Linked DNA regions of Homo sapiens: regions 1 and 2 are each linked to region 3. Evidence: chromatin loops called from intact Hi-C (ENCODE). Cell type or tissue: MCF 10A. All regions are shown on one strand.

Region 1 (2,500 bases), 53 kb before region 3:
GTGAGAATACTACATATCAAAACTTATGTGATGTCACACAATTGTAGTCATGTAAAAATTAATATCTTTAAATTTATATATATATATATACTCAGATATATGTATTCACTCTTTATTATAAAAGTAATGAATGCTTATTGGAAAATCTAAGGGTACAGAAAGTCTAGACATTAAAGTAAAAGTCCTATACTATTTAAAGATTTTGTGCTCATTCTCTGCATCTAGTATTATTTTGTCATCTCACCATCCAACAAAGCAAATCAAATGCATAAACAACTTTATAGCAATATTACTTGTAAATATGGACTTGAAACTCCTGTATAAAATAGTTTATATAAAAAATCTCATGTTGTATGAAAGAAATGATTCTTCATGAATAAATAAGGTTATCCCAGAAAACCAAGGATGCTCAAAACCAGAAAATCTATTGATGTTCCTTATTACATTAATTGAATGCAGTAGACCTACCATGTGATCATCTTGATATATGCCAAATAAGTAGTTGATATAATACTTATTTCTGACTTAAGAAAAAACAACAAAGCAAAAGTAAATTTTTAGTAATCCAGGACTAGAAGAACGCTTTTTTTATTGTCAGAGTATCAACCAGAAATTTATAGCACAAAACTTACTACTGAAATATTACAGGCATTCCTATTAAGGTCAGGAATTAAAAAGAGGAATACCTGCTATTTACTGATACAATTCAACACTTCACTGAGGTCCCAGCCTTTTAGATAATGCAAGAAATAGTAAGAAGTATTAGAAAGATCAAAACCAAAATTCATTATCTGCAAATGCAAATTCGAAACTCTAAAACAAACCTCTAAAAAATTAGAGTTCAGCAAGGGAACTGAATACAAGGAATATATACAAAAATCAACAATTTTTCCATATGTCAGTAATATCTAAATAGGTTTGGATGCATTTAGCTGTAGTTAGAGAAACTGAATTAACCAAAATTTAAACCTTGTTTCCTTAAAAGGAAATCTGGAAAAAGGCAGTTTATCTATATGTTCAGTGGCTCTGTAGTATCTTCAAAGACTTCAGCAGTTTCCATATTTCTACCCCATCATTGCAACTCATTGCCTTTTTGTCTTCATATTTGTAGCCTCATGGCTACGTTATGGCTATTCCAACCAGATATAATGCCAGCTCATCAGCATTGAAAGTAGGAAGAAAGAATGGAGATAGGCACAAAGGGGCTTTCCTTGTACCAAGCAGTAAAATTTATCAGAATTTCCCTTATTACATATTTTGTAAAGGTAGGTGGCAAGTGTAGTAGGGAAAGTGAACATGAAGGAAATTACACAATCATTTGGATTGCTATATGACTGGCTTATACCAATCATGATTCATCCTCTGGGAATGGGCACATTGCTACTTCCAAATAAAATCAGAATTCTGTTAGCAAGAGAAGTGGTCAGAGGGCTTCTTGGTAGATGACTCTCAGTATATGCCACTATACGAATTATGACGCAGGTATAAGATATATACCAAAAAATCAATAGAGATAAAATCTCATTTACTCAACTGACAATTTTTTAAAACCCATAAAATATCTAGAATAAACAATAAAGTATGCAAGACCTATATAATTATATATTTTAAATTTACTAAAAGACTATAAAACATGAAAAATATAGAGACACGTCATGTTCCCATATGAAAAGCCTCAATATGGTAAAGTGTTGATTCTCCATATAATTATCTACAAATCCATAGCAGTCCTAATCAAAGTGACATCTTTTTATTACCTTGATAATTGATCCCAAAATTTATCTGTAGAAGGAAATGAACATTTAGAAAAGTAACACTACTATGTAGACTAACTCCTCATCAGATGTTATAAACATATAGTGATAAAAACAATGTGGTATTGGCACAAGAACAGAATACAATAGCAGAACAGAGAATGCGGCACAATACAGAGTATAAAGTCCAAAGGCAGACTATGTACATATAAGGATTAGTGTGCAGTAAGTATGGTATTTCAAATCAGTCAGAAATAATTGATTATTTTCCATTGAATTTTGAAGAATTATCTCTACTTGGGAAGAAATGGTTATATTTCTTTTTCACACTGTATACATAAACAAATTGCATACAGACTAATATAAACATAGAAAAACAAAATTATGCTAGAAGTCATGGGACAATATTTTTATAGTCTTGGGTGTGAAAGGGCTTTCCTAAGATGACATAAAATCCAGATGATTGACCAGTTAATCTACAAAATAAACCCTATAGGTGAAGAAAGTTAAAGACAAATGACTGGCCCAGTGCGGTGGCTCACGCCTGTAATCCCAGCACTTTGGGGGGCCGAGGCAGGTGGATCATGAGGTCAGGAGTTCAAGACCAGCCTGGCCAAGATGGTGAAACCGCATCTCTACTAAAAAAATACAAAAAATTAGCCGGGTGTGGTGGCACACGCCTGTAATCCTAGCTACTCCAGAGGCTGAGGCAGAGAATTGCTTAAACCTGGAGGGATGGAGGTTGC
Region 2 (2,500 bases), 77 kb after region 3:
CATCAATTATCCTAAAGATGCTTTTTTACTTTATGAAATTGCTTTCTGTAGAGGAAATGATTGTTCTGGAGCCAAGCAAATAGTGTGATGTGATGGAATACTTACCCTACTTAATAGAAGACACTTTTCAAAGGACGTGTTCATTTATAAGCAAACTGTTAACTTACCCATTTTTTGAAGTATGCCCCTTATGAAACTTTTAGCATTAATACTTTTTAGTTGCTTTAGTTTAAATATCTGTATCTTTTTGAAAGTAACATGATGGATTTTTAAAAAAAGGATTTTATAATCTACATTTTTCATTAATTCAAGCAGATTTTTCCTTAATCATTCTGAATGAATCATACTTCTCTGAACATCTGAATGACATGTACTAAAGAAGTATAATAATAATAACTTACTTTGGTTAAAAGTACTATGTGCTGGGCATGGTTTTAAGCAAGAATTCATCCATTTACAAAGTTTTACTCCCTCAGTCTTCACAGCAACTATATGAAGTAATTACAATTTTGATAATATTTTACTGATGAAGAAGCTAAATCACAGAGAGGCTAAGTGATTTGTACTAGGACATATTGTTAGTAAGAAGCAAAGCAGGATTCTGGCTCCAGAATCTGCATTCTTTTTACCATATTATTTCTGTTTAACAAGTTTCTGATTTTACAGCATTCCAGTTAGAAGAAGAAGTAAACTTTGAAATCCCTGCACATGGTTCTCAACATCCTGCTTTAGGGTAGCTTCATAAAAAGTATCTAACTATGCTATGCTATGCTGTGGGAGAAAAGTAATTTTATTGCCTAGGTTCACACTTCCACAGAGACAGGTAGGCAGATTGAACACCTTTTTGCGTGTGAAGATTAAAAGAGATATTATATATAATCTCTCCTTTAAAGACCTGACAGGTAAAATAAATATCCCTCAGAAGTGGGAGATTTTCTCCCCCCTCTCATTTGACAAATGCCATATGGTCTACTTAAAATTTTTTGATACTGTTCCTTGAGGGAAAAGTTACTCCTTGTAATCTGAGTTTCTGTTTGAAGATAAAGAATAATCACACTGAGAATGGCTTCCAAGTAGTTTCTCAAGTTTAAGTAGCCTCCTTGTGCCTGCAGTGGGGAGTTGCATTCCAATGCAATGTGTAACTGGGTATTTTTCATGTTGTGCAAAAGCATTCCATTGTATCTTTAATTTCTACATTATTGATATTAATGATATGACTATGTTTTAGACACGGCCACCATGTCAAATGCACTTTCCACGAAGTGTCCAGTATTTCCACAAACACAGTGAGCATCTATTATGTTCTTGCCTCAGAATAACAAGACACAGGACTTATTGTCTAGGCAGAAAGCTCTGGAACACAACATAAACACAGAGAATAAATAAAGGCAGGGGAAGAGAAGTCCTTCTACCTAACCACAAATTCAAGCATTCAAGAAAAGACCTGCACAATGAACAGTTTTGTGAATTATGAATGAACCTTACCATATAACTTCTTGCTTCTTCAGTCTACCACAACAGATTTTTTTTTCCACCTCTGGGCAACTGGGTTCATGATTAATCCTTTGCATCTCTTGGCCTTTTTGGATAGAAGAGAGTATTTTAATCCGGTAGTCTACTGACATTTCTTTTTCCTGTAGTTAGAAAAACTAATTTATATTGTCTTAAAGTAATACTGATGTTGCAAGTTAGAAAAATGCAAGAAAAAAAGTGAAAATTATTTGTAACCTAGTATTCAGAGATTATTTCTATTAACACTTGAAAAGATTTGTCTAGCCTTTTGCATATCTATCTATCTATATATATATAGTATATAATAAGGTTAACAAGGTTATACTATACATGTGGTTGTTTATACTGCTTTTAAAAATAATTTAATAATATTTGCACATTTTCCTGTGTTGTTAAAGAAGGGAAAATGAGTACAACAACTTTGGAAAAAGATCTGGCAGTTATTTATTAAACTACACATGCACATACCCTATGACTCAACAATTCCATCCTATGTATAAAGTCCAAGAGGAAATAAAACATTTATTCACAAAATACTCGTACAAGAATGTTATGTCAGCTTTATTTGTTATAGTAAAAAATTGGAAGTAGCTCAGATATCCATCAACAGGTGAATGGATGAACAAATTGGTGTATTCATACAATGGAATATTACTTGGCCACAACCACTCATGTCATTGCATAGGTTTGGTGCAAAAGTAATTTCAGTTTTTGCCATTACTTTTAATATCCCATACCATTGACAGATACAACAGCATGAATAAATCTCCAAGGCATGATGCTGGGTGAAAGAAACCAGAATAAAAAAAAAGTACATGTTGTATGATTCCATTTATATGAAGTTCTAAACCAGGACAATGGTTTCCTTTCAAGGTTGGGATAGGGCAAAGGCAACATTGATTAGAAAAGCATGCAAAAGAATTTTTCAGAGTGATACAATATTCTACATTTTAATAAAAACTTGTGTGACACAGGTGCGTACATTTGT
Region 3 (2,500 bases):
ACCCTTAAGATCATCCTTAGCCCTTTAGAGACATATTCTGTGATCAAAATTTCTTATTCTAGAAGAGTCATGCAATTCATTATGGACCTGGGACACGATAAAGGGCTTAGCCTTATTTGTAGAGAAGAATCTGCCTGCTAAGACTTGAGAGGAAGAAAAAATGTAAAAGGTGGAAGGGCCTTTGAAACACTGATTTGTCATAAAATTATGGGTTTCTTGGTAAATTTGTATGCAGCTACTTCCTGAAAATGAGTATGCATTGTAAAAAATGGTCAGTTTAGTCCTCCAACATTTTGAGGCTGAACAAAGTTGAGGCATAAATTGTTTATGGTAAGAGGCTGGTTTCTGTCAAGAAAACAGTCCCAAAAATCCAAGGAGCAGTTTTTTTGTTGATGAATTCAATGCCAAAGGATGCTTCTTCTACATGAGACAATGAGGTGACTTAACCATGGCTGCATTTTGTGGAATAAAAATGTGAAAGGTGAATAGCTCTAGGACGGCTTGAAGACATTATTTTTGGAGACCATGTGACATGGATTGCACTTCATTTCAGAAGAGTGAATAGCAGGGAAAGTAATGCAACAGACCAAGAAGAAAGCTTGTTCAACTCCTCTTTTTGGAATCAATCCCGGAGTTTTCACTGCTCGCTATTCTCTGATGACTTCCAAATTTATATCTCTAGCTCGGAGCTTTGCAATGAACTCTAGACCCAGTTTCCAACTACCTGTATAACAGTCCTACTAGCATGTCTTGCATACACATACTGCTCATCTGAACAACAAAATCTATGCTGCCTCTGCTTCTCTTGTCTTTATTCTAGCTTGAGTCATTATAGGTTACAGACTCTTCCTTCTCTCTTGTTCCTTGCATTCTATCAATCATTACGATCTGCTCATCCTACCTTAGAATATTCCTCAAGTCCAATTCTTCCACTTCATTTCTCACTCATTATCACTACCTTAGATTTTTCTTGCCAAGATTATTGCAAACATTTCCCACGGATATCCCTGCCTCTGGATTTGCATCTTTCCAATTTTTCATACACTCTTCTGCCAGGATTTTCTTCCTAAAAAAATGTCATAAGGTTACTTCTCTGCTTAAAGACTTCCATTGTCGGCCGGGTGCCGTGGCCCCAGCATTTTGGGAGGCCGAAGCGAGCGGATCACGAGGTCAGGAGATCAAGACAATCCTGGCTAACACGGTGAAACCCCATCTCTACTAAAAATATAAAAAAATTAGCCAGCCGTAGTGGCAGGCGCCAGTAGTCCCAGCTACTTGGGAGGCTGAGGCAGGAGAAAGGCCTGAACCCGGGAGGCGGAGCTTGCAGTGAGCCGAGATAGCGCCACTGCACTCCAGCCTGGGAGACTGAGCAAGACTCCGTCTCAAAAAAAAAAAAAAAAAAAAAAGACTTCCATTGTTTACTCTTTGCCTGAGGGATAAAGTTCAAACTTGTTCATGTGGTTTACAAGCCCTTTCACAATCAGGACCCAGCTTATCTTTCCAATCTCATTACTTGCCCCTCCCTTCAAACACATACTCTTCACCAGCTTTCTTAATTCTGGTTTGTTTTCATAAGTGTTTTTGCCTCCTTAGAATCCCCTTCTCTACTTTTTCTTGGCCCCCCGCCCCCGATCCCCCCTGCCCAGGAATCCTAGTCATCTTTAAAAACTTAGCACAATGATTGATAACAGTTGCATTCATTGGCCATTTATTTTGCTTCAGGCACTATACTAAGTACTTTACATGGATCGTCTCAATCAGTGTTGTTTTTTTTTTTTTCCTGAGACGGAGTCTCGGCACTGTTGCCCAGGCTGGAGTGCAGTGGCGGGATCATCGTGGCTCACTGCAACCTCCGCCTCCCGGGTTCAAGCGATTCTCCTGCCTCAGCCTCCCAAGTAACTGGGATTATAGGTGCCCACCACCATGCCCGGCTAATTTTTTGCATTTTTAGTAGAGACGGGGTTTCACCATGTTGATCAGGCTGGTCTCGAACTCCTGACTGTCTTCTTATATTAATAAGAAAAATAAAACGAAATAGTGGTAAAGTATTGGGACAGTGAAAATTTTTGAGGGGTGGTATGGAGAGATAATGGGCGATGTTTCTCAGGGCTGCTTCGAGCGGGATTAGGGGCGGCGTGGGAACTTAGAGTGGGAGAGATGAAGCTGAAGGAAGATTTTGTGGTAAGGGGTGATATTATGGGGTTGTTAGAAGAAACATTTGTCATTTAGAATTATTGGTGATGGCCTGGATACAGTTTTGTATGAATTGAAAAACTAAACGGAATAAGAGAAGGAGAAACAAAGGTATTAAAGGACCAAGAATTGGGAGGACCTAGGACATCCAATTAGAGAGTGCCTAAGAAGGTTCAGCATAGCCTTGCCAGCAAAGATTATTTATTTACTTTAAGAGTTAAAAGTGGCGGTTTGGGGATAGCACCAGGAGATATCTGCTGTGATGGCTTGGAGAAACAGTGTAAACTGGCAGTGTAAACAAGAGCAG

What was found. Hi-C counts contacts between places; a loop is a spot of excess contacts. Peaks named below come from ENCODE experiments on the same cell type or tissue, not always from the same donor. Only the 100,000 strongest peaks of a DNase experiment are listed, where the experiment ranks them.
Region 1: a loop joins it to region 3, with 2.5 times the contacts of the local background. A loop is called at or near these places in 2 of 110 quality-filtered maps.
Region 2: a loop joins it to region 3, with 3 times the contacts of the local background. A loop is called at or near these places in 4 of 110 quality-filtered maps.

What each region holds. Positions count from the first base shown.
Region 1 is chr9:106,845,897-106,848,396 of GRCh38, reverse strand. No RefSeq gene overlaps it. Among named protein-coding and RNA genes, the nearest start is that of ZNF462, 16 kb to the left of the region's middle. In MCF 10A, no CTCF peak of the experiment used is centred here; a DNase peak (open chromatin) is centred at 1,316.
Region 2 is chr9:106,716,550-106,719,049 of GRCh38, reverse strand. No RefSeq gene overlaps it. Among named protein-coding and RNA genes, the nearest start is that of LINC01505, 100 kb to the right of the region's middle. In MCF 10A, a CTCF peak has its summit at 1,098; a DNase peak (open chromatin) is centred at 1,109.
Region 3 is chr9:106,793,350-106,795,849 of GRCh38, reverse strand. No RefSeq gene overlaps it. Among named protein-coding and RNA genes, the nearest start is that of ZNF462, 69 kb to the left of the region's middle. In MCF 10A, no CTCF peak of the experiment used is centred here; a DNase peak (open chromatin) is centred at 1,479.